Linked DNA regions of Mus musculus: all the other regions are linked to region 3. A link is a loop called in an ENCODE intact Hi-C map of the cell type or tissue named here. Cell type or tissue: gastrocnemius. All regions are shown on one strand. Links, peaks and the distances in the headings refer to the core of each region. The heading gives the core; the rest is flanking DNA. Region 1 overlaps Nr4a3 (nuclear receptor subfamily 4, group A, member 3). Region 2 holds the start of Stx17 (syntaxin 17). Region 3 has its middle 36 kb from the start of Alg2. Region 4 overlaps Erp44 (endoplasmic reticulum protein 44). Region 5 holds the start of Nr4a3 (nuclear receptor subfamily 4, group A, member 3). Region 6 has its middle 7.7 kb from the start of Gm42283. Region 7 has its middle 25 kb from the start of Gm32487.

Evidence for each region. Peaks named below come from ENCODE experiments on the same cell type or tissue, not always from the same donor. Only the 100,000 strongest peaks of a DNase experiment are listed, where the experiment ranks them.
Region 1: a loop joins it to region 3, with 2.4 times the contacts of the local background. A loop is called at or near these places in 9 of 42 quality-filtered maps.
Region 2: a loop joins it to region 3, with 2.3 times the contacts of the local background. A loop is called at or near these places in 2 of 42 quality-filtered maps.
Region 4: it touches region 3 in a loop (2.7-fold over the local background); 5 of 42 quality-filtered maps call a loop at or near these places.
Region 5: it touches region 3 in a loop (2.7-fold over the local background); 14 of 42 quality-filtered maps call a loop at or near these places.
Region 6: a loop joins it to region 3, with 4 times the contacts of the local background. A loop is called at or near these places in 11 of 42 quality-filtered maps.
Region 7: it touches region 3 in a loop (4-fold over the local background); 8 of 42 quality-filtered maps call a loop at or near these places.

Annotation. Positions count from the first base shown.
Region 1 is chr4:48,046,888-48,051,384 of GRCm38, reverse strand. Nr4a3 (nuclear receptor subfamily 4, group A, member 3) reads right to left here. Exons shown (of 8, transcript NM_015743.3): 2 at 2,257-2,433; 3 at 1-139. The coding sequence starts at 137. Among named protein-coding and RNA genes, the nearest start is that of Nr4a3, 3.8 kb to the right of the region's middle. In gastrocnemius, for the core only: a CTCF peak has its summit at 3,343; DNase peaks (open chromatin) are centred at 2,316, 3,267, 3,936, 4,155 and 1 more place; H3K4me3 peaks cover 1,782 bases; H3K27ac peaks cover 183 bases.
Region 2 is chr4:48,122,280-48,126,776 of GRCm38, reverse strand. Stx17 (syntaxin 17) reads right to left here and starts at 1,858. Exons shown (of 8, transcript NM_026343.2): 1 at 1,819-1,858. In gastrocnemius, for the core only: no CTCF peak of the experiment used is centred there; DNase peaks (open chromatin) are centred at 1,556 and 1,859; H3K4me3 peaks cover 1,592 bases; H3K27ac peaks cover 1,222 bases.
Region 3 is chr4:47,436,056-47,440,552 of GRCm38, reverse strand. No RefSeq gene overlaps it. Among named protein-coding and RNA genes, the nearest start is that of Alg2, 36 kb to the left of the region's middle. In gastrocnemius, for the core only: a CTCF peak has its summit at 2,365 (motif pointing left); DNase peaks (open chromatin) are centred at 2,371 and 2,766; H3K4me3 peaks cover 1,182 bases; H3K27ac peaks cover 1,107 bases.
Region 4 is chr4:48,196,010-48,200,506 of GRCm38, reverse strand. It overlaps Erp44 (endoplasmic reticulum protein 44), which reads left to right. Exons shown (of 12, transcript NM_029572.3): 11 at 3,602-3,704. Among named protein-coding and RNA genes, the nearest start is that of Mir1958, 15 kb to the left of the region's middle. In gastrocnemius, for the core only: a CTCF peak has its summit at 2,367 (motif pointing right); no DNase peak of the experiment used is centred there.
Region 5 is chr4:48,041,332-48,045,828 of GRCm38, reverse strand. It overlaps Nr4a3 (nuclear receptor subfamily 4, group A, member 3), which reads right to left and starts at 524. Exons shown (of 8, transcript NM_015743.3): 1 at 113-524. In gastrocnemius, for the core only: CTCF peaks have their summits at 992, 2,256 and 2,847; DNase peaks (open chromatin) are centred at 1,460, 1,657, 2,430, 2,753 and 2 more places; H3K4me3 peaks cover 4,000 bases; H3K27ac peaks cover 4,000 bases.
Region 6 is chr4:47,500,314-47,504,810 of GRCm38, reverse strand. No RefSeq gene overlaps it. Among named protein-coding and RNA genes, the nearest start is that of Gm42283, 7.7 kb to the right of the region's middle. In gastrocnemius, for the core only: a CTCF peak has its summit at 1,958; a DNase peak (open chromatin) is centred at 1,953.
Region 7 is chr4:47,575,924-47,580,420 of GRCm38, reverse strand. No RefSeq gene overlaps it. Among named protein-coding and RNA genes, the nearest start is that of Gm32487, 25 kb to the left of the region's middle. In gastrocnemius, for the core only: a CTCF peak has its summit at 2,746 (motif pointing left); a DNase peak (open chromatin) is centred at 2,704; H3K27ac peaks cover 341 bases.

The DNA.
Region 1 (4,497 bases), core at 344-4,343, 610 kb before region 3:
CCCGTGCTACCGAGGTCCATGGTCAGCTTGGTGTAGTCGGGGTTCATGATTTCTGTGGTGTATTCCGAGCCATAAGTCTGCGTGGCGTAAGTGGACCCCGGAGGTGAAGGGCTATACTGGGCTTGCACGCAGGGCATATCTGCAGGGACAGAGAAAAGGGCTCAGAAGCCAGTTGACACTCCATCTGCAGCTGGTTCCACTGCTCTTGAATCAGGAAACAAGAAAGTGGTATCCTCTCCCACCTGCTGGCAAAGACTGAATGCTCCTAGCTTACTTTCTTCCTGGCTGGGAAGACAGCTGAGTTCCTGACTGTCAAAGGGGCCCCAGGGGCGATAAAAATGGACTCCCTGGGGATGGCTACATCCATCTTCCCTCCCTTGCTCTGTTCATCAAATCTGGATATAGATGCTTTTCCTCATAAGCCCAGGTCATTTAAAAAATTAGTTTAAGTCCCAAGCAGCAGCAACAACAACAACCCAAAAACCATTGGAGTGGTCTCCCTAGCCATAGGGAAAGGAAGGAAATGTCTTGTTAATTAATTTGGAGAGGAGGCCATTGGTGCCCCCAAGACTTACACATGTTGATTGGTGAACCTGTGAGTTAGTGAAAAAAAAAAAAAAAGATGTCCTGTGTAGTACAAGGGAGGCAGTGACATGCTAACATTTGATGAGTGCCAGCTAAGGCTGCCCACACAAGTTGTGGCCGCTGTTCCCCACCCACTCCTCCAAACAGGATTAGCAGCCTGCACAAACTGGACCCCTACTGATGACTTCAGCCAGCTTAAGTGGCGAGGTGGGCACGTAGGCCCAGGAAATGGACTGGGGGAGTCGATGCCATCTGCAAAGAAAAAGATCATCTGTAACAGCACACCCACCAAACCTGCTCTCTCCTATATACTGTGTGTGCGGATGCATAGATGTATATAAACTTCCCAATTCTGACTAATAGGATATTCTGACATAGTAAGATTAGAACCATTTTATAACAACAGCTAACCGCTTGTCTAACAGGCACATTAATCTAAGTATTTTCTCGTGAAGGGGGTGGGGAGAAGAGAAGAGAGAAATTTCAAAACAGATGAAGTCTCTCTGCCAGTTTGCCTAGGCTGGACCCCAAAGCAACTGGTTTAGGGGTGCTTGCCATAACCACAGAGGTTGAAGTAGGTGAGAAGGCCCTGAGAGTCACTGTCTCTTGTGGATGACTTTTCTAATAATTTTCCTTTTTTATGGCTAAGTCAAAGTGGTAACATGGGGAGTTTCTGGTGGTTGGTTTTTCCGAGTCAAACCCAGGTGCTTCACTTCTTCTTGGAGGGTGGGGTGTGAAGGTGTGACTAGCAGAAAAGTGGCTGCTTCACATTTCCCTTGACATCTTTCTCTTACCCACATTTCCAAAGCTGATTGAGTCATGCGTGTATGGGATGAGATCTTGACGTGAAAAAAGGTGCTGAGGGCCTGTTGGAAGAAGCAGCATTGAGGAGTGGCCAGTTCATGCCTGCCTTCTCCAGTGAGGCCTCCTGAGCTAGCTTGGAGTTAAAGGATTAAAAGGAGCTTGGTGTCTAGTTCTTAGGATGAAATGGAAGCTGTTTAAAAGAAGGGACACACAGCCTGGCCTTTTCATTTCCCTCCCTTGCATCTCTAAGAATCCCTCGGAATCACCTGCCATTCTGTCCTCTCCCTATTGCTCTTTGTCTTTCTGAAGTCTCCAGCAGGAGAGTGACTCTATCTGTGTATCTTTGGTGCCTACCCAGGCCCACCTCTTCTACCTTTACCAAATTTGTAAAGAGGTTGTGTAAACTAAATCTGAGGCCTTTATACTTACTTCTGTTTGTAGCTCACATGGGTTTCCCTTGCCTCTGAGCCTCAATCATCCAAACTCCTGCCTCACAAATCGTTTGGGTTTTAGATCAATAAAAATGTTCCCTATCTCCCCAAGTGATCCCTTAAATGAATATATTGAGTATAAAAGGACAAAAACAAAGCCATTAAAAACAGCATATCCTGATCTCTTGGAATATATGCTTTTCTTCTTAGGAAACATACTTTTGAGAAATGCTTCGTATAATTTCTCTGCTCTGCTTGGTAGTAGCATAGGGTGTGGTATACAGCGGAGCTTCGTGCCAAGAAGCCACCTGTGCTGTGAAATGTAGGGCCAGGAGCCCTACATGCTGGTACTGGGCAGGTTGACCAGACTGCCCGCTGGTTGTTGGTTTCTCCACCCATTTCCCTTGCTCGGGAGGATAAAGGGTTTCAGACCTACCTGGAGGGTATCTTGCGCGCTGAATGGTGGGGCTGGGGGTCTCTCCAGCGGAGGCTGAGAGTGTAGGAGGCGGGGACGTCGGGATAGGCGAAGCAGCAGCCGCTGTGCTGGCCCGCTCTGCTGAGGGTCCAGGCTCAGCGCCCGGGCTTGTCGGGCTGCGCTCTCCCGCAGTGGGCTCTGCAGGCACCGAGAAAGGGAACAGAGATTGCGGTAAGATTAAGCTGGGTCCTCTTTCCCAGGACTGGGTGAATGGGGTGGGGGTGGGGGACCTGTAGAAACACTAGATAATTACAAAGAATTGTCATAAGGTTAAGTGAAAGTGCTTAGGGCTCACGGAGCTACTGGGCAAGAAGCATCACACCGTCGTAGGAAGCTAAGGGAAGGTTGCTGGCACCCAGTAAGCTCACAGCCCTTTCTTTTGTGGTACACGATCTGATGCTAAAATCCCCCCCATGGTCGTCGCCAAGAAATTGATCTTTTCTACACCCACTGTTGGTTCCCAGCTTGCGAAGTCAGGAAGACCGAAGGGGGGCACTTGAGGAACGAATAGAAGTCCGAATAAGGGGGTGGTGGTGGCGTCAGGGAGTATACTGAAGAAAATAGCCATTTTTCAACTCCGACGGCCTCCACTCCTCAAACACAAATTTTACACGCCGCATAGGAAATGCACAAGGTCCGGAACGAATGCATGAATGCCCGGAGGAATTAAGAAAGTCTGCGCTTTTCATTCTAAATGCTAATGGATCTTCCCTTCTATTAGTCGAGAGTTTCGAGGGCCAGGGGTCAAGCAAACAAAAGGGCACAGAGGAAAGGCCTGTGCTGGGAGCCGTGCGCTCCGCAGACAGCTTTGGCTGCTGCTACGACGGACCGAGGGAGGTCCCCTGCACTCAGCGGGCGGTGTCCCCGAGGGTGGGCGGCTTCAAGGCTCAGGGCCACCCGGTGGCTCAGAGGGGGTACATTCCGGAGGGCGCTCAGAGCGGCTCCCAGGCGAAAGTCCCGGTGCACAGCCTAGTGAAACTTTGTGGTTGGAAGCTCAGCTTGACTGGCAGGGAGGAGAGCTCCAGCTGCCCCTAACTTCGGCTTATAGCGCCCCCCTTTGTTCGGGGTGGGCACACCTCAAAGGTTAGGAACCTGCCCCCTCCCCCTTGGAGGGGAACCCAACCCCCAAACTAACCAAAAGATCTCTGGTGAACGCTGGAGCCAAGGGGTAAGTTTCATCTCCTGCCACTCCGGCGCCCAGAGTTTGCTTGTAGAGAGAAAGAGACCCGGGTTTCCCAGGTCTAGGAAATTCTCGATGGCCAGGAAATGGGGGATTCCCTTGCCATCCCCAACCAAGGTACCCCGACGGAAACCTTGCGCTCGCTGAAGCGTTGGCACGAGTGGATCTTTCCACAGCTGTAGCATGTGCTTCTCATCCTCCTCCTCTCGCATCTTCAAAGGGGGGGGGGGTTCCTCCAGCAACCCCACCCCCTATTCTACTGGGTTTCCTATGCCCACTCTCTCTGGGAGCCTTTCAAGAGTAGTTTTTCTCTAAGGGGCAGCCTCTGAACTCGGTTGGGCGGGGGTCGCGCCTCCCCAGGGAAGGGGTTCCTCTCAGAGGCCGGCACACCGCCCATCGTCCAGCCCAGCCCAGCACCCCATCGGCCGCCCCCCACCCCCATTGGCCGGTTACCTAGGTAAAGCCTCTGCGCCTGGAAACACGTTCTGTCGCTCCGGCTCGTGGCCGCTGGGGCCCGGAGCACAGAGCCTCGGGGTTGTAAATTAGGAAGAAATAACTACCTCTGTCAAAGCCCCTTTCTTTCTCCGGGGCAGACGAAGGGAACACCCCCGTGTTCCTCTCCCCGTGGTGAAGTGTGTGGAGGAAACCGTGAAACACACCATTGTGACCTGGGCTCCTCCGCGGAGTTTCCAATCGGGGAGCGGGGGCGGAGGTTGGGCGGGGGCAAGAGAGGTGGAGGAGAGACCGGCAGAAAGGGAAAGACAGAGATTCTCAGAAAGACCGAGGGAGCTTAGGCAAACCCCGGGGGGGGGGAGAGAATTTCTGTGAGCGAGTGCTGGGTCCGGGATTTGGGGGTGGGTGGGGGGTGCCTGTGGAGGGAGGGAGTGGTGCCACCCCCACCCCCGGCAGTCTTTGGCGTTATGTGTATCTTGCTGGGTTAAAACAACTCCAATAAAGTAATTTCATTCATTGTGTTCAGTATGCGCGTTGGGCAGCTTTTCTTTCTCCAACTTGGTTCTATA
Region 2 (4,497 bases), core at 180-4,179, 690 kb before region 3:
TCACAGAGGTACAGAAAATAATAAGGACAACACAAAACCTTCTAATGGCCAAAGTGAGAACAATTTGATATATTAAGTACATAATAACAGCAAAATAATCATATGAGATTTTGTTTTTTTTTTTTATTTTTCCAAGACAGGCTTTCTCTGTGTAGCCTTGGCTGTCCTGGAACTCACTCTGTAGACCAGGCTGGCCTTGAACTCAGAGAACCACCTGCCTCTGCCTTCTGAGTGCTGGGATTAAAGGCGTGGGTCATCAGTACCCAGCAATCATAGGAGTTTATGTTGACACAAAATAGTGAATACAGATAAAGAAACCAGATGGAAAGTGCCTCCTTAGAGCAGAAGTCAATAAAGGAGGGAAATTGAGGGCTGTTACAGTATCAAAGTAATAAATAGTACTTGGGGAATAACTGGACTACTAATTGCTATAGAGAATCTCCCAGATACCAAATTTAACTAAGTCATCTGATTGTGTCAACACACAAGCAGTAGGTCCCATCTGGAAGGTCCATGGAGGCATAAACTGAAAAGGGTACTTATACCTTGTGGTATTCTTAACAGAAATGCAACACAATCTAGTCCCAACTAACTATAGACAAACTCCTACTTGAAAGGCATTACCAACATTCCTGACTCTTCAAAGCACACAAAGTCATGATACTGCTACAGATTGGAAAAGGTAATGTCGCCAGGCCCATCAAGAGTAAGGCTGCTTACTAGATACCATTGTAGAATACAGAAGGGACTCTAATAAAAAGAATGGAATCCCAAGAGACCCAGTTAACCAGATAGTAATCTCTTGCTCTCTGTGACTGTATTAAGGATGGTATGTAAAATACTAACACAAGGGCGCTGTAGTGTTCTGTACTATGTGTACGAGTTTTCTTTCTCTCTTTTTTGTTTTTCTAAGACAGGGTTTCTCTGTGTAGGGCTGTCCTGGAATTCAGTCTGTAGACTAAGCTAGCCTTGAAGTCAAGAGATCCTCCTGCCTCTGCCTCCTAATGCTGGGATTAAAGGCATGGGCCACCAAGGCCTCCAGCAACTTCTGCAACTTTTCAATAATTGCAAATGACTCCAAATTTTTTTGTCTGGTGTTTGTGCATGTATAATAATTGCTGTTTCATGGATGAAAGAACGTGTAGAAGACAGGCCTGCAGTCATTTTCCAAGCACACACATTTGCAGTGAGAGGTGTCAAGTGCTTTTTATAAACTTAATCTCTTGGTACTTGCAACTAAGATGATATGGGTACCATGATACTAGGGTTCCACAAGAAGAAAAAGTACCCAAAGGTGAAGTAAATTACTCAAGAGTTATTTAAAAGCGAAAGAGCCCCTTTCCAGGAAAAAGGTCCCAAACTGCTGATAACACTATCTCCCAAGGAAATGCGTCCCCTTGGGCATGTGGGTGGTACAAGGAGAGTAAGTGCTGGCTCGGTCCCCGCAGCTGCGGCCTCTCCGCGTCCTGCTTGGGCACCGGTGTCGCGTCGTCCCTCACGGAGTCACCAGGACGCACCCAGGCCACACCAACGACCCCAGCGGCGCGGCTGGCCCGGCGACCCAGGGCCCGAAGCAGCTCTTCACAGCGACCCGGGAGGGCATAGCGCAGTGGGGCCTCGGCCTCCCCGCTCCCGCAGGGACAGCTACTCCAAAACTGAAAACAGAGAGGCTTGGCCACTTCTGGTCGCGGCCCCGGCGCTCACACTGACCCGAGGCCGGGCTTGGTGACCGGCGCCTCTCCCTTGCGTCCACAGCCCGGCCCGCGGTGACACATCGCAGCCCAGCGACCCCGTGGCGGCAGCCCGGCAGCCCCTTACCTCCCGCCTAGGCGCTCGAGGCCGTCGATACACACTGCGCAGACGCGAGAGGGGCGGGGCGTCTCCAGGGGCGGGATATGTGGCCCCGCCCCCTACCCGGCCAGTGGGCGTGGAGGTAATATAGTGTGCCAACCACTGGATGAACAATTCCAAGTGTTTTATGGGTCGTCTTGTGTACTGTATCTAAGACAATTTACACTTGGATAACCTTCTACATGTTACAGTTTTCCTGCACATTGTGTTCCTTGAATTTTGTTGGCGAGGACGGCCTTGTGCCCCTAGCTCTTTAGGTGTGTAAAAACTGAAGCTCGGAACCCAGTGCCATCCTTCCCCGCCCCGCCCCGCCCCGCCTCCCAGAGCCCCTGAGTGACTGGCTAGGAGTATCTGAATAGCCACAGGCACAAATGAAAGAAGGCATAAACTTTTTTGTCCAGAGCCTGCTGCAGTGCTTTGGGCGTCTGTCCTTATTAAAATGATACCTGGTCACTTTGAGGCTCAGCACAGATAGGAAGTGACTCACTCCAGTTCAGCCCGTTTGTGACAGCGCTGTACTCACAGCTGGTTTTCCTAATTTCTTCTCAAGTAGTTCCAGTTGGACCAGCTGCTGCTAGAACAAGCTTTGAAGTGTGTGCAGGTCATTGATTCTCCTCTCTGAATGTTCTGACCTCAAGACCTAGCCAACTAAAATATATATATGACTATTCAGGTCTTTGCTTGAAATGGATCTTCTGATGATGAAGTTTTCAACAGTCTTAAGAACATTTCCTGTTAGCTGTAAGGAAACTCAGTTCTTAGGATCTGCAGGTAGAAAGGAAGTAGAGGGGGAATTTTAGCCCACAGATTAGGGGCTTAAGAAAGTCTTGAAAGGCAATTTTTAAAATAAAGCTCATTATTAATTAAGCTATTTGAATTTTCTTTGGGGTATACTGGATGTTAGTGTTTATGGTACCCTTAGTTCATAGATTGAGGCATATCTATCAAATTTTCATCCCAAGGAGAAAAATAAAGGTATTAGGTAATGCCATAGGATGGATGGTAAAATGCCAAAGTCAGTTAAACAAGCAATAGGGAATCATTTAATTGGTAAAGTGCCTGCTTCACAATGAAGACCTGAGTTTGGACACCCAGCACCCACATACAAAACCAAGCTCTGTGGTATATGTTTATGATCCTAATACTATCTAAATAGACAAAAGGATCCATGAGCTTGCTGCCCAGCTGGTCTTGTTGAATTGGTAACCTCCAGGCTCACTGAGAGATGATGTGTGTTCTCTCTCTCTCTCTCTCTCTCTCTCTCTCTCTCTCACACACACACACACACACACACACACCGAATCCATTAAACAAGACCTTTTGAAGTAAAGATAACTAGTGTTAAGTTTTGAAAAAGTACAACAGGGAGCTGTGGCACTCTGGAATTGACTTTGGCCTTCCAGGTGGTTGTATGATGTTTGCTGTAACTTAGGTGTGTCATGTAGAGAGATAATGATATTTAATCTAACAGTTTGGCTAGCCTCACTTACAATCTACAATACTTAATTGAATCTTTCAATATTTAGACATAAGGGGTGTGACCATTCTCTGTGCTCTTGCCTTAAGCCATAAAGTTATTAGGATAATAAGATCTGCTGCCACGAGACAAAGTTTTCTTGATATCTTAACTTAACCCAGTAGATCCAAAGAAAACAAAACAGTAAGGAGAATACATCTTGGAAAAAACAAAAACAAAAAAGAAATTATTACCTGGTAACATGATTGCTTTCATGGAGAGCCTGTAGATATGAATTCAAACAACTTCAAGGTGGTTAAAGAGATGGCTCTTCTAAATGATAATCACAAGGTTAGAAATGTAGCAGGAAAGTGAACACTGAGAAAAATGTGTGATTGTATCTATGAGAAGGTAGAGGAGCTATAAAAAGAGTGGAGTAGCCCCAGAAAGGTTGGGTTTGGGGAGGAGAGGCTTAAAAGGAGTGTCAAGTATCAACAATCTCAAAGACAAAAAACGCAGGATTACCTCATTAGATGCAGAAAAGGCCATTGACAAAATTCATCACCCCTTCATGGTAAAAGTCCTGGAGAGATCGGGGATGCAAGAGACATACCTCAATAAAATGAAGGGAGTTTACAGCAAGCCCATAGCCAGGATCAACTTAAATGGACAGAAACTCAAAGCATTTCTACTAAAATCAGGAACAAGTCCAGATTTTCCACTATCTCCACACCTACTCAATAAAGTCTTAGCTAGTGCAATAAGGCAAATGAAGAAGAGCAAGGGGATACAAGTTGGAATGGAAGAGGTCTAAATATCTTTGCAGATGATATGGTAGTCTGCATAAGTGACCCTGAAAATTCCACCAGGAAATTCCTATAACTGATAAACATTCTTAGCAAAGTAACAGGATACAAAATCAAGTCACAAAATTCAGTAGAGCCTTTCAATATATAAATGACAGATGGACCGAAGAAAAATCAGTGAAACAAAACCTTTCACAACGGTCTCAATAATGTAAATATCTTGGAGTAACTCTAACCAAGCAAGTGAAATACATGTATGACAAAAACTTCAAGTCACTGAAGAAAGAAATTGAAGATATCAAAAGATGGAAAGATCTTCCATGCTCACAGATTGATAGGACTAACATAGTAAAAATTGCCATTCTACCAAAAGATCAAAAGCAA
Region 3 (4,497 bases), core at 186-4,185:
TGTTTCCAGATTTATATTCCCCAAAGACGCGGGGAGATCATAAAACTTAATGTATTCCGTGGTTCGGAATGACAATTTCACCAAGAGGCGAGGGAATATTTCCGTGTGGATCATTACGGCACCATGTAAGTTGTTACTGTCCCACTTGCTTTTGAATATGTATCTGCCTCTGCCTATAGAACAGCTCCTTTGCCCCCTCTGGGGCTGAAAGTGGCTGTGCAACGGGGCAGACAGTGAGAGCAAAGCTGAGAACAGCCCCCTGCCTGGGATAAGAAGGTGATGGGCGGCAGGCAGAAGGTAAGAGGCTCTCTTAAGCAAAGTGACTAGCCAGACCAGTACACCGAGCAAAATGACTAGCCAGGCCAGTACACAGAGAGAGATTTGGTCTAGAGAGGGAGGCCACAGTTGGGCCCAGGATGGACCTCAGATCTATCCACAAAGAGCTCTGCCCTAGGAGATTTAGCTTGAACAGGTTGCGGCATGTGCAGAGCCCATGAGGTTGTCAACTCTCTAGCGCTGTGGCAGACAAGCCCAGATAACCAACTTTATTTTAGCTCCGGTGTGGAGGTTCTAGCTCATCCCTTAGGCCTGTGACAAGCAGCAGCGCATCACAGCGGGAACACACGATGCTACAAAACCACCTCCTCATGGGCAGGAAGCAAAGGGACAAGTTGCAGAGCTTGGTGACCTGCAGATCTCTCGTTCGGCCCTGCCCTCCTAAAGGTTCCCCCATCTCCCAACAGCACCACACCAGGAACCAAGCTTTTAACACACAGGCCTTTGGGGTGCATTCAAAATTGAAATCACAGCAGTCCAGCTGCATAGAGGCTAATGGTAGGTTTAGGGCGTGGGATGGGAGGCATGGTTCAGTAAAACTACTAGATAAAAGAGGATTTGATGTAGTCAGAATTTTCTGAGTGTTCCTTTCTGGTTCTGTGCTTGAATCCATTCCATCCTAGTAGCAGAGGCAGAGTGACACCTGGTAAAATGTCTTGCACATAACCAGGGCTCCTGGAAAACATGGGGGAAGGAACCATGAATTCTGCTGCTTGGGAGGAGGCTCAGTACGTCTAAGCAAGGTGACACTAGGCATAGCATTACATTGTCCTGTGACTTGGGGAAGTCTCAGATTGCTGTCCCTTCTATTCCTCCCTAGATTACCAAGAGGGTCACTTCTCAGTGCCCAGTTCTAACTACAAATTGAAGCTGATAATGTGACCCCATGTCTCAAGATAGCTATGAAGGCGATTACAGCCTTGTGAGTGTACAGCACATAACCAAGAGCCAGGCACAGGCTTTGAAGCCAGTACATGCAGCTCTAAGGGCCTGGATGCCTGCTGTCAAGCTTTGTCAACAGGCAAAACGCAACTGTGATGCCTCCAAGGAGAATGTGGCAGGAACCCACCTCCCTTTAGAAAGTCACCTGGGGCAGGTTGCTAATGTCAGAATTGTGGGGGTAGCGGAGGCGACTCCACCTTGAGTCGCAGCAGCAAAGGAAGCAGGGGGAGGGGAGGATCCTGGGTAGAGTAGGGAGAGGACCACAGGTCCACAAGGGAGAGAACGGGTGAGCCACAGGCACAACAGAAACAGCTTCACTCTCCAACCTATTGCTGCTTCTTGGACTCCACACTTAAGGATGGGGACAACTGGTGGAATCGATTTATAGACATGTTGATTTACAGATAAACACATGGCGCTTCTTGGCTTGGTTTGTTTTAGAGAAGAAAGACGACTCTGAGAACATAGCTCAATGGTAGAGTAATTACTGAGCATGTGCAAGGCCCTGGTTTCTATCTCCAGCCCTGGAGAGACAGAGACGTGTGTGTGTGTGTGTGTGTGTGTGTGTGTGTGTGTGTGTGTGTGTGTGTGTGCGTGCGTGTGTCTGAGAGAGACAGAGAACACAGAGATATTCTGAATATGATTCTGTTCATCTATATTAAATAAGAGGCTTAAATGTGTGGTTAATGAGACATAGTAAGAGAAAATAAAGACATGAGAAATTGCATGCACTCTATGTCCCTAGAGAACTTCCTTGTCACGATGCTTAGCTGCTCCTCACTTCATCTGCCTCACGTTAGCCTCAGGATCACCGGGTGGGGTCCCACAGCAAGCGATACCATCACATTTCATCATGAAGGCCCAAAGGCTGAGAGCATCAGACCAGGCATCTGAATCCAGTTCTGTCTGCCTAAACCAAGCATCCTCGCACCAAACAAGATATTCCTACACGTTAAAGGCTTGAAAAGCTCTGGAGGTAGAGGAAGGTCTCACCATCCCTCCCTGATCGCCTTCCAAACGCCAGGCGAGAGGGTTGTAGGGTTGAGCTGGCTCTGGGAACCAACGATGTATGTGCAGCTTTCGCCCCCTGGTGGCTGATATGCGAAGTGCTCGACAGTGGAAGAACAAAGGCTGCTAGCGTCCTTCCCTACCGCCCCCCCCCCAACCCCCGCCCCGGAATGGGGGTTGGGGTCCTGGACTTGGCTCTAGCGGCACGATAGACTAATGAGCTGTACATCTGCTCAGGAGGCAGCTGTTGAGTGCCTGACGGAAGGGTCGAGCCTGAAGGAATGAAATGAAAATTTGATTTATGTCGCTTGTTTTGGCAAGCTTTTGGGAAATGACCAGCCAGCAGCGCTGCCCCAGCACTCATGAGGGGTGAAGGGTGAGCGAGTGTCTCCTTGTCGCTCCACCTCACCCTTCAGCTGTCAACGAAGTCGTCCGTGGGGAACTGACTCTTATGCCCCTCCTCCAGGCAGCTGGCTTGTCCCGCCTTTGCTGGAGATGGGGGCGGGGGGCCTTCTGGTTCATCTCTGCTCTGTCTGAAGGGGGCGGGGGGTGCAGCTTCTTATACTTGTTTGAACATACATGTAAGTGTCCTCAGCTCTAGGCATCTGCCAGCTCCAAGCATTCAAAGGGGTCAAAGGGTGTGTCAGCTGAGAGGATGGCCACGCCCGCTATATTTTCAGAGCAGCGGCAATCTCCATGAGGATCGGGCTCCTTTGAGAAAGGTGGCTCCTTAACGCCAGGTCTCCTGGCACTGTGTGGCAGGTGTATGAATGAGGCCACAGGGAAGCTGGGCACCGTGCTCCAGAGCTTGCTTCTCTGCCTGCCTGTCCAATGTTCCCCTCTCCCAGGAGTATTATGGGAAACACCAGTCCAGCGTGTCTTCTCTAGGGCTGGGCTTCCAAGAGAATCAGCCCCGGGGAAGCTCCCTGCTCGTACAGCCTGCCGGAGTGGGAACACTGCCATCCTCCCTCCCTCTGCCCTGCCCCTTAGGGTGCTTCACATATACTTTCTCTGTATTTCATACTACCTTATTGAAAAGGGGAGACATATGTCTCCTGAGAGGCTTTACCTAGGAGCAGATGGAAGCAGACACAAGCATCAGGTGGCCTGTGGGGAGTCCTGTGGAAGAGTAGGGGATAGGATTAAGCCAGCCGGAGTGGTCAAAGACACCACAACTAACCTGGGCCTGTGGGGGTTCACAGAGACCGAACCACTAACCAGTGGGCTGGACCTAGATTCCCTATACACTTGTAGCAGATGTGCAGCTTGGTTTTCATGTGGGTCCCCTAACAACTGAGCTGTCTGACCCTGTGGCTGCCATTGGATCCCCTTCCTCTACTTGGACTGCCTGGTTGGTCCTCAGGAAAAGGGGTGTGTAGTCCATCTAGGACTGGATGTCTCAGGGTGGGGTGGTACCCCAGGGGGCTTTACTTTCTCTAAGGAGAAGATGAGGGAGTAATGGGGGAGAGGGATTTGTAAGGGTGAGACTGGGGGGAGTGGAGGAAGGGGGTTGATCAGGATGCAAAGTGAATAAATAAATTAATAAGAAAGAGAGATTAAAGTGAGTGGCACAGTTGCTTTCTGGCCTTCATGAGGAAAACCTGGGAAGTGAGCTTTGTCTGTCATGTGTGCTTCGCAAAAGCCAAGCTCCTGTCTATGAAAACCACTTAGGAGGTAGGAGATACCTGAGACCAACTTGGAACTCTCAGCTGTCCCCCTGCCTCAGTCTCCCCAGTGCTGGGATTACAGGTGTGAGTCACCACCCCTGGCGGAAGCATGCTTTTCTGCACATGTCCTTCCCATAGACTCCCTCTCCCTGAGGTCATCAAACCATTTATGAGAGGGAAAATGACACGACCTCAGGTTATATTTCCCCTTGAGTGTTTATATTGAATGAGTGAACTAATTAATAACTAGGATTTCTGCATAGATTCGTAATAGGGAAGCAACAATCCACCACTGAAATGTGCATGACGGTGGGGAGCCACTGTCCAGGCAGAGCTGGTGACGCGTGAGGGACTCATACATCCCCAGAGACCCGGAAGACCTTCGTGCCAAACCGGGACCATTTACTATTTCCATTAATGGCTTGAAGGATGGAAGGGAGCCTCAGCTAATCACATTTCTGCAAGCGCTGAAGCTGGAAGGGATCTTTGCCACTTCGGAGGCCCAGATTAAAATGGGATCGAGGCTTGACGAATTGCAGAGATG
Region 4 (4,497 bases), core at 153-4,152, 760 kb before region 3:
TCCCTGATTTTAGTGGGATTGCTTTGTATCTCTCCATTTGGTCTAGTGTTCACTATTGACTTGCTGTATATTGCTTAGATTATGTTTAGGTATGTGCCCTGTATCCCTGATTTTCCCAATACCTTTAACATGAAGGCCTATTGTATTTTATCAAAGGCTTTTTAGTATCTAATGAGATAGTCATGTGATTTTTTTTTTCCTCCGTAGAAAAATTTTAAGTCAGAAAGAACATGGTTATTGGTGGGGTTTGTCCTGCTCCTTCACCCTTTTTCTTGCCTTCTGCTTTTCCTTGTGAGACTCCTAGTTGAACCTCGGGTTCCTGCACGCTAATACACGCTGCATCACTAAGCCACACCTTTACCCCCCTTTTTAATTTTGAGGGAAGGGTCCTCTTGTCCAGTGCTGGCTAGAGTTTGTAGTTCTGTCTCAGCCTCTCAGCTGAGAGTACAGGCTTGCTTCACCATGCCTAGCCTGATAGAGTTTTGTAAAAAGCACATTTTGTTTATCTGGTAATGTTTTTATTATTATTCCCTGTTAACAAGTTGGCTGGACCAACTGAGTATCTTCATCCCAAGAAAGAATTCCTTCTTATGAAAATTTACCTTAGAATTCATCATAGATCTAAGTGGAAAACAGTAAGCAAGGAAATCCTTAACAGTCAGAGGAAGACAAAGTTCTAAGAGCATCAAAAACACTTAGAAAAAAATGACAAATTGGTTTTCATCAAGTTATAAACCTTTGTTCTATGGATGATACTGTTAAAACTTAAACAAGATACAGAGATGACAACTTAGCATATGAGCAAGGTTTCCAGGGTTATTATATAGTCAAGAAATGCAAGGTAGAGTCACAGCGAGATGCTGGTCTCTGGCCTGATGGCACGCCAATACAGATTGATGGTTTCTTTGTGAAAGTTACACATTTATGCAGTACCGACCAATTTCTAGAAACTAAAGTTCATGTAAAAACCTGTGTGCATGTATTTGTCATAGCATTGTTTCTGACTACCAAAATCCTGATAGGATCCAAATGTCCTCAACATAAATGAGTAGACTTCTGTGGTACATATGTTTGTGTGTGTGTGTGTGTGTGTGTGTGTGTGTGTGTGTGTGTGGCATAAGATTAGCAAACACATGAGTGGTTGCCAGGGATCAGGTCCAACTGCAGAGATCTCACCTGGTTTGCAGAGGTAGTAAGAAAACACTGCACATTTGTTAAAATTTAGAGAACTTAGCTGAGCACTGTGCTTAGTGATCTCACGCAGCTGAAAACAGATCTTTAGTAAGTTTAAGACCAGTCCAGCTACATGCTGAGAGTCTCAAAACAAACAAACAAAAAGTTATAGAACTTGAGCTTTAAAGGAAAAATATCTATTGTGTTTCAGTTTTTTAAAATAAACCTAGTTTGTGCTTTGTCAGAGGGTGGACACAATTTACTGTTTGTATTTGTGTTTCACTGTCTAAAAGTAAAACATTGTAAACAAACAAGTTTGGAAGGTGGAAGAGACACACTTAGTGTTCCCGTTAGGAAAATTACAGCCCAAAATGAAAATCGGATAAACTTACTCTAAGAGTCTTCTTGCAGATCGCCACACTGTCTACTCAGACAATTTAGAGCTCTAAATCCTTGCTTTCCTCTGTCTCACGACACGGGGAACGTCAGGTCAGGGAAAAAGCCTGTCTCGAGTAGTCTCAATTTGTCGTGTTTGGGATTTACTCGTTCATTAGCTATTCCTTGACTAGCAGTTCTCCTAGTCTTGGCAGCTTGTAAAACAAACCAGCACCGTTATCTCAGGCAGTTCGAACATTCGGAGTCTGTGGCTTGAATTTTCTACTTCAGCACTTTGCTGTGGCGTGTCAGAGGATGATATCAGAAGAAATGTAAACTGATCTCCTCTCAGTGTTTATCTCTGATGTATGTGCAATTACTTCTGCACCAGAGAACCAAGGCAAGGCATTCTGTCAATACTGCTACCTGACAGTCATTTGTATTTGTAAACTGTGCATTTGGCACCCGCTGCTTCTCTATTGCACTGAAGCTGGTGGGGAACCAACATGGTGTACAATGAAGTTGTTGGTAGGTACAGCTCAGTGGGTGTTTGGAAAGGGGTGGGGGACACAGTACTTCCAGGACCTCAGAATAGAATTTAAAAAGGAAAAACTAGGAACTGGTAATATTTACACAGAGTAGCTGTTCTTGCCTATGAAAACAGAATAAAAACAAGAATATGTAAAAGCCAGGCTGTTGTACCCAAGGAACTAAAATATGTATGGAAGTCCATTTTTGAATCTTTTTTTCTTGTTTGTTTGTTTGTTCATTCGTTTGTTTGTTTCCAAATATATGTGTGCTCTATCTGCATATATGCCTGCATGCCAGAAGAGGGCATCACATCCTAGTATGAGCCACCATGTGGTTGCTAGGAATTGAACTCAGTACCTCTGAAAGAGCTTCAGACAATGCTCTTAACCGATGAGCCATCTCTTCACCTAGAAGTGCATCTCATTTTTGTAATATATTAAAAAAACAACGGTTTTCTGTTTGAAGTATATAATAATCTCTGTAAAAGGTAGGCAAAGGAAAACATTCAATTTCTCAAGAAATTAAAATTAAAATTCAGTTATTACTTATCAAATTGGCAAATCAACTTCATTTTTTTTCTTAAATCATGTTGACGACTTTAGAATGCAAATCTATGGATAGCAAAAAATTGATTAGACTTGTAGGTATCATTTGTTTCCATTTTAGTGGCTACAACTCAAGGAAATGATTCTAGAGAAACCTACTTTGTAAGTGTGCTGCTCAGCATAGTCTGGACCACCTCGGGAGAGGACTGGACTCCCAGAGCTTTTGAGAATCCACAGGCTCTTGCTGGATTCAAATGCTGTGAGACACTCAGTGGGGCTAGTTCTAAAACTGAATATTTTTAAGTAATTTCCTCTAATATTTTCCCCTTTGAACCTCAACATTTTTAGTGTGTTTTTTCTAGGATTTAAGTTTTTTGTTTTATGTGTATGTGTGTGCCAGTAAAAACATATGAATCATTACAGACACACACACACACACACACACACACACACACATACACACACACACACACACACACACACACACACTATTTAAGTATCTACCAATAAAGATAATAAAATATATTTGGGATACAGCATCTTGATAGTATTACCTCTGTTAGTGGTAATTATAGAAAAATTTCAATGAAGCACGTGCAATAATTAGAACATTGGTGCTGAGGAAATAGTTCAGCAGTTAAGAGTCCTTGCTGCTCTTTCAGAGAAACTAGTTCTGGTTCCCAGCACCTACCTGTCTCCTCCTACTGTCTGTAACTCTAGTTCCAGGGGATACAGTGCCTTTTCTGGCTCTCAGATACTAGCCAGCCACTAGTATCAGTATGTACATGTAGGTTCTCAACATAAAATGTAACCTAAAAAGTTAGAACACAAAAGGTGTATCTAGTTGCCTGTAATAGCCATGGTAGGATTGGTAGGATTATAATGAAATATTTCTTTACAGCACTATCAAGTTAGTAAAGTAGAGGTCAGCCTGTTTGGGCAGTTGGAGCTAAATAATTGTTTGCTCTTGGTTTTAGAATTCCTGGAAAACTCAAGCAGTTTGTATTTGACCTACATTCTGGAAAATTACACAGAGAATTCCATCACGGACCTGACCCGACTGACACAGCCCCAGGAGAGGTAGGACTCCTGTGTTGCCAGTGGGGACTCTTCTGTGGAGACCGCCTCAGAGGGGACTTGAGCTAGAGTTGCGGCTCCTGATACCTCTCTGAAGAAATTTGGAGCTGACTAAGACACATTTAGGTTATGCGCCTTTAAAGTTACTTCTTAAAATGCCAGGTCTCCAGAAAAGCTGTAAAGTGCTGTGTCTGGTTTCTCATCATCTAAACTGGGGTGACTGGGTATGACGCTGTGGGGCGTAGCTATACAGGGTTAAATAGAGAAGTGAGAACATAGGATTTGGGAAAGTAGTTGAGAAAGCAGATCAGTGGACTCCCGTTCAAGCTTGCTTTTGCTGCTGAATCCGTGCCCTCGCTGTCCTAAAGCACTGCTCTGTCACCTTGTCCATCCATGCTAAGGGCCTTCATAGTCGCACTGTTGATAGTGTTCAAACACAGGGCTCAGGACAGCTTTCCCAGTGGATAGCTGAATGTTTGACAAGTATTTATCAGTATTTTAAACTAGCTTTTACTCACATGTAAATTCTCAGGTGGCATGTTGTTCTACAGATAGATTCTCAGAAGGACAGACAGACGGGCTTTCTATGTCTCTGCTCTAAGAAAGAGTCCTAAATTTGCATCTTGATGAGTTATTATTTGTAAAGTCTGTGATCATGAAACTAAGAGGGAGATGGTACACATTAAACCCCTTCTTGTTTTATATACTAGGATTTCAGCCTACTGCTTTGTCCAAAGAACTTCTATTTATGAAAGAAAAAGAGAAACTGAATTTTTCCTTGCCTTATTTGGAAGTC
Region 5 (4,497 bases), core at 179-4,178, 610 kb before region 3:
GGCGGCGGGAGGGGGCCACCCCATATTAAAAGTTGTCAATTTCAGGAGCGACACTTCCCAGCGCGCCAACTTTTAAGCAAGTCCCCACATTAACTGGGCATATCGTACGTACTTGGGTGCTGTGGCGGTTCCGTCTTTAGAGCGAGTTTCTAGAGAGCGACCCCGAAATCTGGATTGGGGGAGAGTCACAGCTGCTGTCCCGGAAGGGCTGCGGTGCACAAACCCAGCGGCTCCCAGAGGCGGTGAGCGGCTGGCGGGGGATGCTGCGATCCCAACTCATGGGAGAGCGCCGCCGAGAGGTTCCGCAGGCATCCAGTCTCCGGCTGCGACCAGGGGGTAGGATGTCGCCACGTTTCCCACCTCCACGGACACTGCGGGCTCTGTCAGCGTTGCAAAGTGAGCCCTGGAGGGGCGTCCGGCTGCGGCGCGGCGCGGCGCGACACTGGCGAGGGAGCCGGGTGAGAGGGGTGTGAGCGCGCGGGAGAGAGTGGAGTGTGTGTGCGGAGCGTGTGAGCGCGCGTGTGTCTGTCTGTGTGTGCAAGTGAAGGAGCGGGTGTGAGCGTGTCTGTGTATGGGGAGCGGAGGAGGAGCAGGCGCTGGAGGGGTGGGGGGCGGGAGGCAGGAGACTCGGCTCTCCCGGCTGCGCGTTCGCTCGCTCTCTCGGCACGTCATTTATGCCACAGGAGCCCTAGCAGCCTCTCCATAGAGTGCCTGGAATGCGAGACGTCAATGTGACGACATGGGACGCTACGTCACCCTCCTCCTCCCTCCCCTGGCCCAGCCGGTTCCGCGTGTGCGAGGGTGTGTGTGTGTGTGTGTGTGTGTGTGTGTGTGTGTGTGCGCGCGCGCGTGCGCGCGTCCTCCGGCCATTCTCACGGCCGCACAATGGAAACCACGGGGAGCTGCGGACCCCAGCCCTGAGGCTTCTCAGATTCGCGCGGCCAACCCCTCTGCACGGGAGCCGCTTGCCAGGGCGCCGGTCTACCAGAGGGTGCCGCAGCCCGCCCGCGGGTCAGGCGGGACCGCCCAGCTGTCAGGCTCCGGGTGGAGCAGAGTTGGAGGAGTGCTGCTGGCTCGCCTCCGAGGCTGCCCCGAGGCATCTAGCCAGGTCCAGGGGGTAAGAGAGAGGACAGCTCTTCCGAAAGGGAAGGCTACGCCAGCCAGCTTCTCCGAGTGACCTGGCAGTCGCAGCTGAAGGAGTCTGGCACCAGGCCGAAGACTCCCAGAGGTGCAGCTGTGCTTCCCTCATGCAATGGTTCTAAGGCTGTTTACGTCCCTCTGGCCCTCTGCGCCTAGGCTAATTTGCCTCTTCCTCCTGTCATGCTGTTAGTGTTTCACCCTAGGATGCAGACAGTTCCAGGGACAAGATTTTATTTCTTTTTACTTATGGTGTGAGGTTCTTGACTGGACGCTTTATAATCCAAAGAAGTGCACATCCAGCCACGCGCGCGCTGCACGAGAAACTATATATAAAACAAACACACCACACGTGTTGAACAGCTGAGTGAGTCTGACTGTTCCTCTACTCCCCAGCACCGGGTCAGACATGGAACTCAACTCGCATTTGAGGGTTGTAGATGCCTCCCCTTCCACCTCTCAAATGAAATATTCAAAATCAGTCAACAGGATTCATTAGGTTGTCTCTAGGGGATCTTAACTATGGTCTCCTGGGGCGGGGGGCGGGGGGGGGGAGGTACATTTGTCTTCCAAGTATGTAGAAAGTCTGGGCGACTGTATAAGGGACAGCGATTTTTTCCTGGAAAAAAATTTAGGGTGTCACTTTCTTGCTGAGAACAAAACAAAACAAATAACAAAAACAAAACAAAACAAAACAAAACATGTTTGAGTTAAGAACTCTTAGTTCCAAAGGTTGCTGCTAACTGAAAGTAACCTCTTTCAGAAAAAAAAATTTTTTTTTACGAAGACGTTAGAATGAAACAACACAGACAGACGCGGTCTCCAGTGGTCTGCTAGAATCTCAAGTGGCATTTTCTTTTGATCTGCCCCAACAATTGAGCGTGTGGGTGGCAAAGTTGGGGGAATAGGATCCCCTAGTCATAGCACATGCTTCAGAATCTAAGAAGGTTCGAACTAGGACCAGAAACTCGAAAAACAAAACAACACATGCATAGTGTGTCTCTCTGTCTACGCCTCCACTTTCACTTTAGCCGGCTGGTGTGCTTAAGACCGTGAGCGGACGCTCCGAAAGTTGTCCCAGTCCAGAGGAACCGAGCCCCCTGGCTGCGGGTGCGTTCCCATCCTAGCCCAGAAGGAAGGAGGGCGCTCCTACATTGAATCCATTCAAAGGCTGGGGGTTGGGGGAGCAGGACCTGGAGCCGCGCGGCGCTGACGCACGCGAGGCGCGTGATTGACGCAGGCGATGTTTCTAAATTGGGCGGTTGGCCGGGCCCAGGCGGCGGCGCGCGCGGCAGATAGCGGAGTAGATTCCCCTCGGTCACCCCCTCCCGTCTCCATTCAGCGCGGCGCGGCGTGGGGCGGGGCGGGGTGGGACGCGCGCGTCCGCGCCGGGATCCGGCGAACCAAATATAGACGGGTCCCAGCTATTTTTAGTGGGACGTCGGGCGCGCGCACGCGCGCGCCGCGCTAAGGGGCGCCCCGACTCTGCCCGGAGAGCGGACTGCCGAGTCGCCATCTTGTACTCGGTTCGACCCTGTCTGATGCCCGGCAACGTGGGGCCGAGGGTAGGGGGCTGGAAGGGAGGCGCGGGCGCGAGCGAGGCGCGCTGCCTGGGGTGCGCGCGCCCCGAAGGCCGAGCGCGATCCTCCCCATCTGCTCGCCCGGGCATTGCAAGCCTCTGGGCCAGGTCCCGCCACCGAGCCTGCCCGACCAGCCCCGACTCGCGAGGGGGCGGAGCTGCCTGCGGCCACCACTTCCTGAGAGCCGGGGATACCCATCCCGGACGTCACGGAGGAGTCGAGGCGGCGGTGGCGGCCCGGGGCTCAGCCTGCACTTGCATCATGGGTGCAGCAGCAGCTGCCCCGATCCTTTGTGCCTTTTTCCCCCTATTGAGTAACTGCTTTGTTAACTGAAAATACCATGACGGACCAGTGTGATCACCAGTTCCAGACCTCAAAGAAAGTGAAGCTGTCAGGCAAGAAGAGGGAGACTCCCCCAGCCGGCTGCGATGGTATCTGGTGGGTGGGTGTGTAGAGAAGCACTTGACAGTTTTCCACGTATTACTTCTTGCCTAACTCTTCACCCTTAAGAAGGTTTAAAAATAATTTTATTTCCATGCTGTAAAAATTTCATCTGTGTTCTGCACCCCACCCATTCTCCTTCACTTTAAAATCTCATGCAGAACTGGAATCACTCAATTCAGGAACCCTAAAATTAGGTACAATTTTTAGGAGACATGACATCTTTCCATGGAATTATAGAATGCGTTCCATTTTCTAATTTAATATGTGAAAGGTCCTTGCTCACTCGGTTTATTATAAAGTCACTAACTTTGTTCATGTGAATTGGAGGGTTCCGGTGTCCTGAGTTGAGACAGAAGTAATTTACCGGATCTATGATAATGCCACTTATGTGTGTGGTGGTAACAAAACCCCCGGTATCATGGACACTCCTGGATTGAAGGAGGATCTTCTCCGGCTCTTAGCACTTAGGACTCTATATAAACGGTGCTTTTTATTTCTGGGTAGTAGTATTGGGGGGGAAACACTTATCCTAGTTTACCTTAAAAAATAAATTTCACCCTTAGCTAGCTGGGAATCTCCAGGAGCAGATTTGATCTTTGAGTGGGTGTGCGTTTGGGGACCGATCCTGGCTATTTTTACATTACTTTCTTCTTGTGCTTTATTTTATATCCTTCCAGTCCTGAGGGTCACTCAGGTCACCTGCCCTAGTTCCTTAATGCTCAGTCAGGGTGAGCTAGTCTACTGTTCCTAGCTGGGGCTGCCTAGGGTGGAGAGCTGGATTCACTGTGGGAGAGTTTGCAGTGGTTATTGATAACTGACAAGTTTCTGAAACTCAGAAGAAAAGTCATGAAAGCAGAGCCAGGTCTGGGCACCCTCCTCTGCTCCATCCAAGGTCCCTAATGAAGGCAGCTCTTTCCATGAGCCAGACAGACTTTTTAAAGTATATGTTCATAGCTATTCTTTTCTGCACTTTAAAGGCCAGACTTACTACAAATAGAAAACAATATTCTGTGAGGCCTATGCAATGATTTAATTTTATTTTTAGAAATCTATATTACTTTTTTGATTACAATATTCTTAAGTGAAATTCAGTACTGGATACAACTATATCTCCTGTTTTCAGATACCAAATAGAATAAGTGCCTTAATCGGTGGCATAATGAAGACATCCCAGGTTTGGTCCTTTCTCTAGAAAAAAAAAAAGGACTTTCATGTATGTTCTTGCTTGTAATGTTAAGAAAGTAATTTCTGCTTTTTCAACAGCAGTCTGTTAGAAACTATCTATACAGTAATTATTATAGGTTTGTAAGATAACTTTCATTTATTTTATTTTGAT
Region 6 (4,497 bases), core at 340-4,339, 64 kb before region 3:
AAGGCCATAATTGTTGCTATAATAAATTCCCTTAGAGGTGGGGCAATGGCTCCGTGGATAAAAATGCTTGCCCCACAATAATAAGAACCTGCCTTTGTCCCCAGAAGCCTTGAAAATAGATGTGTGTGGTGGCAAGCACCTGTAATATCAGTGTGGGGAGGCAGAAACAGGAGGAACCCCAATCCCACACCACCACCGCTGTCACTGCCACTGCCACCACTGCCACCCCAGGGCTTGCTGGCCACTAAGTCTAACTGAATAGGTAGCCACAGGTCCCATGGCAGGCACTGTCTCAAAAAAAATAAAGGTAGACACTTTTGAGGAATGACACTTGAGATTGACCTCTGGCCTGTACACACACACACACACACACACACACACACACACCACAACACAAAAATAAATGTTTTTTTTTAAATAATGCTTTCCCACATTATTAATAATTCATAGAAATCCATTTAATAGCTAAATTCTATCATGTGGTCAGGTCATCGTTCAACCATTTTAGTATTTCCATAGACTGTGTACATGTGTGTCTGTGTCTGTGTCTGTGTGTATACAAGAATTCAATACTGAAGGTCTTCCTTAATCACGCTCCATTTTGGTTTTTGTGACAGTCTCTGCAGCTCGCTGATTTGGCTCCCCTGGCTAACTGGCTCTTCCTGCCTCTGCCTTACCAGCACTGGGATCACAAGCATACGCTGCCGCGCCCACCCAGCTTTTTTACATGGATTCTGGGAAATTGAATTCAGATTCTCATACTTACACAACAAGCACGTTACTGACTGAGCCGTCTCTGGCCTCGTTAACGATTTTTTATAGAATGGACACTGCTATCAGGAATCTCTTCAGTCTTGTGTCCAGCTTGGCACTCCAAATAAACAAGAAATTAGCAATCGGCTTTGTCCTGGCTCTTTCTTTCCCACTATCAAATTCCCTTCCACAATGCTTCTGATCTTTTACATTCACAACCTAAGATAAGAAGTTCGTTACGGTTCAATGTGCACAAGCCAGGCGTGGTTGTGCACATCTGTAATGCTGCACTCAAGAGGACAAAGCAAAATGATTGTGAGTTCAAGACCAGCTATGGCTACATAATGAGACCCTGTCTCAGGTAGGATAGATAGATAGATAGATAGATAGATAGATAGATAGATAGATAGAAAGATAGATAGAAAGATAGATAGAAAGATAGAAAGAAAGAATTGGTTGACTCTAATTGTAAATTCTACTGTACACTCTTTGCAGTACTTAAGCCTCAGTCCTCTCTAAAATGCATTATTGAGGACTTATTTGATACACCCTTGCCTTTAGATAGCTACTATCCAAGTCCCCACTTTATAGATGAAGATGGAGTCTCCAATAGGTTAAAACCTTGTGCAAGGACACACAAACAGTAAATGACTAAAGCAAGTTTCAAAACTGTGCAGTCCAATGCCACACCCCACCCCCTTTGCAGAAGGACAAGAACACCAGCTATTGTGCTTACAGAAAAGCAGAAAGAAACCATGAGAGAGCAAACGCACGGCCGATGAGAACAGACACAAAGCGGATTAGAAATGCTAGGAACCCTGTGAGTCGGAAAGGTAGCCATGAGATCCTAAACTGTACTTTTTCTTTTCTCCATGAGTGAGAATGACATTTGACAAAAGCCAGCAGATCACATGTTTTACAGTTAAGCCTACAACAACCCAGCTATGGACACGAGAATGGTCTGCCACAGAGGGAAGAAAGCAGGAGCCCCAGCTTCCTAAATCTGAAGAAATGAGAAGAAAAAGCCTGAAGCTACTGTTCAAAACACATAAGGTGGGTAGAACAGGGAAACACTTCTCCAGGGTTTCTGGCTAAGGATCTTCCAACGCCATGAAATGGGTGCGGTCTGCCCACAGACCACAGGACCTGGATTTTGTAGAAGACAGGTTGGCTTTTTTGCTATGTGCCACAGCGCCACCTATCAGAAGTAGTGTGAAATTGCATCATAACCACCAGGGCAGTTCTGGAGTCCTTCTGGACAGAAGACCACACCAGGCCCACACCTACCAAATGCTGACATCGCTGTGGTAAAGAAACCAGTGTCTGCCCTTGGGAAGTTCACAGTCCATCAGAAGACTGTGGAAGGCTGTACAACAGAGATCTGTGAAAGGGGGGGGGGGGGGAGGGAGGGAGTTGAAGTTGCCCTTCCCAGAGGGTTCCACAGGGGGAGCTACTCCACCCATCTCTTAAAGATGGGTAAAGATCCTAGGCCAGACTGGCTGACAGTGGCAGAGGATGAATATATGTCTCAGAGATCGGGAGGTAGGGAAAATTCTAGTACATTAAGGGGGTGGAATGCTGGACTCTGAGTCTTGCTTAGCTTTGTGTTTAAGGAGGGGACTTGTGAAGATTCAAATCCCAAATTGGGAGTGTCCACACTAGAGTCCATGTCTCCCGATTCTCAGTGAACCAGGGAAGCGCAAGGCCAGCCCACTCCCGAGGCTGTGCCCTCAGAAGACCTAATGTCAGTCCAGACCATCTCCACACGTTTCTAGAAGACCCTTGCGAAGCACCTGACCTTTCTGCATGTCAGATTATCTATCTATAAACAGGAGTAATAATAATGATAAATGCTCAGCCCAACGCCGAGTCGATACTTAATACCCAATAATCAGATTTTAAAGATGATACTTTTTAAATATTGACATTTTAATATTATAATATTATTGGCATGTGTCTCAAACTACCGTTACAGTAGCCCCATTGTCTGAAGAATTTTGGTTTTTTTTTTGTTGTTGTTGTTGTTTTTCTTTCTCAGTTACCTGTACAGAGGTCACATGGAAAATTCAAGAAATGACTCATACACTTTCAGTTGTGTGGCTTTCTGAGGAGGAGAATGAAATCTCATGCCAGTGCACTTGTCCCATTGGAGGTGGGGATGGTTGCTGTGTGCTGGGCGCCCATACTGTGTATGCTACTGTGAAAGGCTTCCTGGTGAGCCGCCTCCTCCTACCTTGCATTGGGCAGGAAGTCATCTAGTCCTCTGCACCGCCCTGTGCTTTAGGCTTCTAATTGGGCTCTGCTTTTGAGGGAAACACAATTTGCTAGGTCATCTGGGACGACAGCTGTCTGTGTTTATAAATCCCAAGGTCATGATCAGCACTCAAAGAAGTCAGGATCCAAATCACACAGCCTTGTTTTTCAGCGTAATTCATTAGATTTTACCTGGAAACTTGAGAGAGCAGCTGGGATGCTCGCACCAGCCTGAACGCAGGGGATGGGGCCAGAGGAACCAAAGGCAGTGCTATGCCGGCTTCGTTTTCATTCCTAGAAGATCCAAAGTGCTACCACAGACCTCCCAGAACTACAGGGCACACCAGTCCCTAACAAAGCACATCAAAGGATCACTAGGGCCAGGGAGATGATTCAGCCAATGAAGACACCCAGCACAAGACTGCTGACCTGAGTCTGTCCACACAGCACACAGAAAGGAGCAGAGAAGGACTGCACAAGGTTGTCCGTTTCATCTGACTTCCATATGTGCATCATGTCGCGTGCATACACACCTGCACGCGTACACAGCACACAGACATATACATGTACTCATAATAGATAAAGTTTAAAGAAAAAACATCACTTTGAAAGGCACGGGTGGGACCTGCTTGTAGGAAGCACTCAAACTAGAGGGACAACCCCAAAGGTGACCCCATGAAGCCAGCAGGGGGAGAACACAGTAGGATCATTTAAGAACCATAGACAAAACCCTGTAATCCAAGGCTGAAACGATCTCACATCACAGCACCGGTGCGTGGAGTCATGTGGCCCAAGAGAACTGCAGGAAGAAGGGATGTTCCAACAGGGCTTTGTGAAAAACATAAAATCCAGGCCCAAAACAGAGGGCAGAAGCACTCAGGAGAAATAGCTAAGTATGAAGTCTACCTCCATTATCAGATTATGTTAAGCGTCTAGGAGGAGGACTGCTCTCAACCTGATTGATTGAGTTTTATTTGGTTTGGACTTTTGGCTTTAGGGTGTTTGTTTTATTTTGAGACAAGGTCTCACTGTAGAACCTAAGCTGTCCTGAGACTCTTTTTGTTTGAGTTTCATTCTTTCTTTCTGCTTATGTTTTTTGGTGTACTTTTAAGCCAGAGCCTCATGTAGCCCGGGATAGCCCTCTAACCTTGAGGGGGGCATCCTCTACTTTCCAAGTGCTGGGCTTACAGATGTGGGCCACCACGCCCGGAAGGAATGGAGGGATGGAGGAATGGATGAATGGGTGCAGGAAAGGGAAGTTAAATGTAGCCACCTCCATTTCTACATGTATCTCCACTCCCACGCTTCAGCCCAGACTTACTGTCAGAGTCTCCTGCTTTAGTTATTTGGGCGCCTCTTTAAAATAATCCCCCAAATTGATTTCATGGATCCCTAGTAGACTGTAAGCTAGAGTTTGAAAAATGTCAACATAGTATGATTCTTACTACCCCCTTCCTGAGAAGAAAAGAAATGTAGAGATCTGAAAATGTG
Region 7 (4,497 bases), core at 262-4,261, 140 kb before region 3:
TCTACACACATTGAACACAGGAGCTGATGGCTTCACTCTAAGTAAAACCACGGATGGGCTAGTGACAGGAACTTGTAGGCACAAATGACATGGGGGCTCTTACATTGCCAGGACAGGAAAAGGATGAGGTCATATGGATTTTAAAAACATACATTTATATCACCCGCTCTTCCTAATGTCCTACCAGTCTATGCTTTTTCCCTTCAGAAATTGTGTGCAGGCACATGGTATACGATCCAGCTTCCCAACGGCTTTAGGAGATGCCAAATATTTAATGACACCCCACCTCGAAACAATAAATACATTTGAGTCAGTTCAGACTCCTGGGGAAAAGGATGCTGAAAATTTGATGAAAAGGAATTAATAAATTATAACCAAGCTATTAAGATGTGAATCGCTAAAGACTCCTGACACTCTTTTCCTTCCTCTAATTAGAATTAGGAAACAAATAAACAGACTTGCCTCCCTGTGCTCAGAGCTCTGCCCCACCCCTCCAAAGCCACTGTCTGTCCAGCTCGTCGACCTTCATTTAGACAGTCAGACGGCTTTCAACAAGATGGGCCGTAAGGTGCTCACAGCCAGTTTAGAGACAGTGTTCTGATTCTCTGAGCCAGATGTTAGGACCTTATTGATGAGGTGCCAATCACACAGCTGGGGAAAGAGAAGGTCCAATTTGTGGGCCGTGGGGTATCTTCCCAATCAAAGTCCTCCTGCTGATGGATTTCAGGGCCTGCTTCAAACTGCATGAGAAGACTCAAGCTTCCCAGAAGGAAACTTAGATTGTTTGCCCACCTTTGCTTTCTGTGTAGCCAGAAGTTGAGTCCAAAGGAGAGGGAGCATGTTGCCCAAAAACATGCAAATTGTGATAATGAAACCCATACCACTTGGCTGGAGATATGGCTCATCATAGAGGGTTTGCCATAAAGGCATGAGAACCTAAGTTTGGATGCCCATGGCCTATATAAAAAGCTAGATGGGGTTACATGCACATATATGTTACCCCAGCAGTGGCAGGGATGGGGGTGGGGGAACAGACAGATTTCTGAAGCTCATTTGCCAGCAATCTAGGCAAATCAATGAGTTTCAGGTTCATTGAGAGACTGCTTTAAAACATAAAAGTTGGGGAACAATCAAGGAAACACACACACACATTTTGCATAGATAAAGCCTGGATGGCTTCTCTTTCTTAATAATTGTCATAGAAGTATGTCACATGCATACTGGGCCCAGAAACTGACTCTTGCTCATGTACCACAGGCCAAGACAAAGACAGCGTAGATGAGTCCAGGGTGGGCATGGAGGGTAAAATGAGGAAATCATGAAAATTTATCTAATCTCAAGACCTTCATTTTGCTTTTATGTGCAGAGTGAGTGACTCAGTGCCAAGAATGGACATGTGGCTCAATGCCAGCAATGCAAAAACTCATTTTCCTCCAAATATTTCATGTGTTCTGCATCAACACAATCTCCAGCAAACATCCACTCAGGTTTGTCATCCCTTCCGTGGTGAAGAAAGAGAAATAAGACACAGCCTCCGGAGGCTCCCTGACTAGGAAGAGACGCAGATGTCCCACGGGTTGCAACCTGAGAGGACGGTGCTACATGACAGATGTATGCAGGGTGGGGATGACAGCTGAGCTAAGTGTTGAAGGATAAGTCAATTGGGAACATGGCAAGGAGACCGAGTTCAGACAGAAGAGACGCTAAATCGTGACATGAGATGGTCCGAGAAATCGTGGCCAGGGGCAATAGTATAGGTACATAAAATAAAATGTAGATTGGTTGTTTTCTTTTTCAAGAAGAGGCTATCACTGGAGAGTGGAAGAAGAATCTGTCTGGAGCAGAATTAAAGTAATAAAAGCCCAGTGTTACCATTTATGGTTGTTGATATGGGTTTCCTGTGCCAGGCTTCTGAGACACCCAGCTACCACACCATGACTAGACCGTGTCATCGCCAGAGAGTGCTGCTGAGGAAGTGTGCCCAGGAGGACAAGTTGGGACTAATGTGGACCATTGCTTCTCAGATTTTCAATCCTACTTGTTGAGACCCAGGGATGCGAAATCACGGGACCCAGCATCATAGATCCAAGTTCAAATCCACACCATGCTATCTCTTGATGGGGGTTTTCTTTTGCCATAATATTTAACAGTCCCAACATCTTCCTATAACTACCTCTGTGGTGGTTCTTGCCAAACACCCAGAACACTCTGTAAAGCTCAAGGGGCGGGGGACACTTCCCCATCCTCTGTGGTACCCCAGATACCTACATATCTTTCCTCTTGGGTGATCTCCAGGGATGTGGGCATGTCTTGCCAGTCCAGTCCATTTTTTGCACGTGGGATAGTATTCATACTGTCCCATGCCTTCCCTTCTTCCCCTTGTGCTTCTGTCCCTACACCCAAGATGAATAGCTATTTGTCAGCCTTAAAGGTCAGCCTTTCCTAAGGTGACCACTCCTCGATCACTACACCCAAAATGAATAGCTATATGTCAGCCTTAAGGGCCAGCCTTTCCTGAGGTGACCACTCCTCGCTCACACACAGTCCCTCTCTCTTCTGTCTTTTCCATGCCCTCGGGGACTTCCCTACTATCTGCCAATGATGTTAACTTATATCCCACAAAGTACTGGATTCCCAGAGCACAAAGTTGCTTGCCAATTCATCCTAGAGTGCTGAACACCAGTTGGGTCAACCAGCCTCCCAGGCAAAGAGATTCCAGGCCTGACTCTGCCATCTACTGGTTGCCAGTCCCAGGCTGCATTAAACACCAGTGACCATGCCAAGGCCTGACACAAAGGCACTCATGACAACTTTCTCACTGTGATGCACATCTGTCATCTTGGTCACCCATTCCCCATTGCTAGACCATGCAGAAGTGAGCAGGTGCTAGCACTGTGTGGCCGAGTGTTCCTGGTCAGTCCCATCATCCCTTACAGTCCAGCCATCTCCTTTCCAACTTCCAGAAAGTCGCCACCATGCATAGTGAGTGAAGCACACCCTGCCCCGTTTCTAGCACATTATTTTTGCCCCTCTTATTATAGCTCTCTGGCTATTTCAATGAGATTTTTGCATGGGAGTGGAATAAAATGCATATATTCATATTTTTGTCTTGGGCATCATCAAAGTATTGAAGCAGATAGGTTATTTTAAGAGGCATTTCTGACTGAAGGATATTCTGACTTCTTTTGGATATTCTGGCTCACTCTTCAATTACTGGATTTGAATCCTGACTCCTCCACCTCATACCAATTACATAACGTCTCTGAGTCAGTTATCTCATCTGTAAAATGGGAATAGTGCCGCCTATTATGACATGTTCCACCAAAGCCTGTTAGGTCCCAGCTGGTGGCACTATTTGGGAAGGTTCTGGAAGGTCTTAGGTTTGGGAGGCAGGCCTCCTTGGAAGTAAAAGATCAACAAACAGGTCTTGGCCACTTCTATAGTCTCCTTGCTCTGCTTCCTGGCCACCAAGACGGGAAATGCTTTGCTCTGCTATGGCCTCCTCACCTATGAAACCAGGAGTCAATATAAATCTTTCCTGCCCATACATCTTTTTATGTCAGGTATTAGGCCACAAAGACACAAAAGTGATGTATCCCTATTTACACAGGGGGTTGTAAACTTGACAATTACCAAGTACTCATCATAGGTATTCAATTACGCACTGTCTTCCTGTGTTTAGGTTTAAGTGTTCTTTACATATATTGGTATTTTCCCCCTTCTATAATATCATCTAAATCTGGGGGAGATAAACTCTGTCAAAACTCCATGTGACCCAGAAATGAACCAAGTAAACTAACACTGAGAAGGCTTTTTTAGACAGAAAACTATGCATTGCATAGAGCTCAGCCTCACTGAGTTATTTGGGGACACATTGTAACAGGTTGTGATGCAAACCTGATACAATCTCCACTTTTCTGGTATCCTTTCCCCTAGAGTGTCTGTACTGAACCTCTTAACTCAAACATCAGCTTGTAGTTTTTTTAGGCAAAAAAATCTCAGGCAGAACTCAAAACTCCCAAGTCCCAGCCACCATGCCCAAAATGATAATCCCTTGAGAATGTTAATTGAATGCTATAATTATAGACTATGCATAATAGGCATTTTGCACTGATGTTGTACACTGCCAAGAAAATATTTACTTGGCTAACTCAAGTCCATGACCAAGTCTATTTTTTTCACAGCAGAAATAATGCTCTCGTTTGGCACCACCAGACGCACCCGTGGGAAGTATCCTGGATGCTGCAAACATAATCAAGATGTCTCATACATGTGCCCCTTATAAGTCATATGCCTCCTTCCTTTGCAAGAATATCCCTAAGTCTTGTGTGGGCTCTTTTTTCTTCCTTCCTCACTTTTCAAGAAATTAGCTGCTTGTTGGAGATCCGTTGAGGACAAACAGGAGAGGCTGGAAGTTGGGGCTCAGGCTTCTTGTCTCAAAGCCACTTTCACCAAATCGATCCTTGCTCTTGCTATTCATTTCCCTGTGGCTTTTGG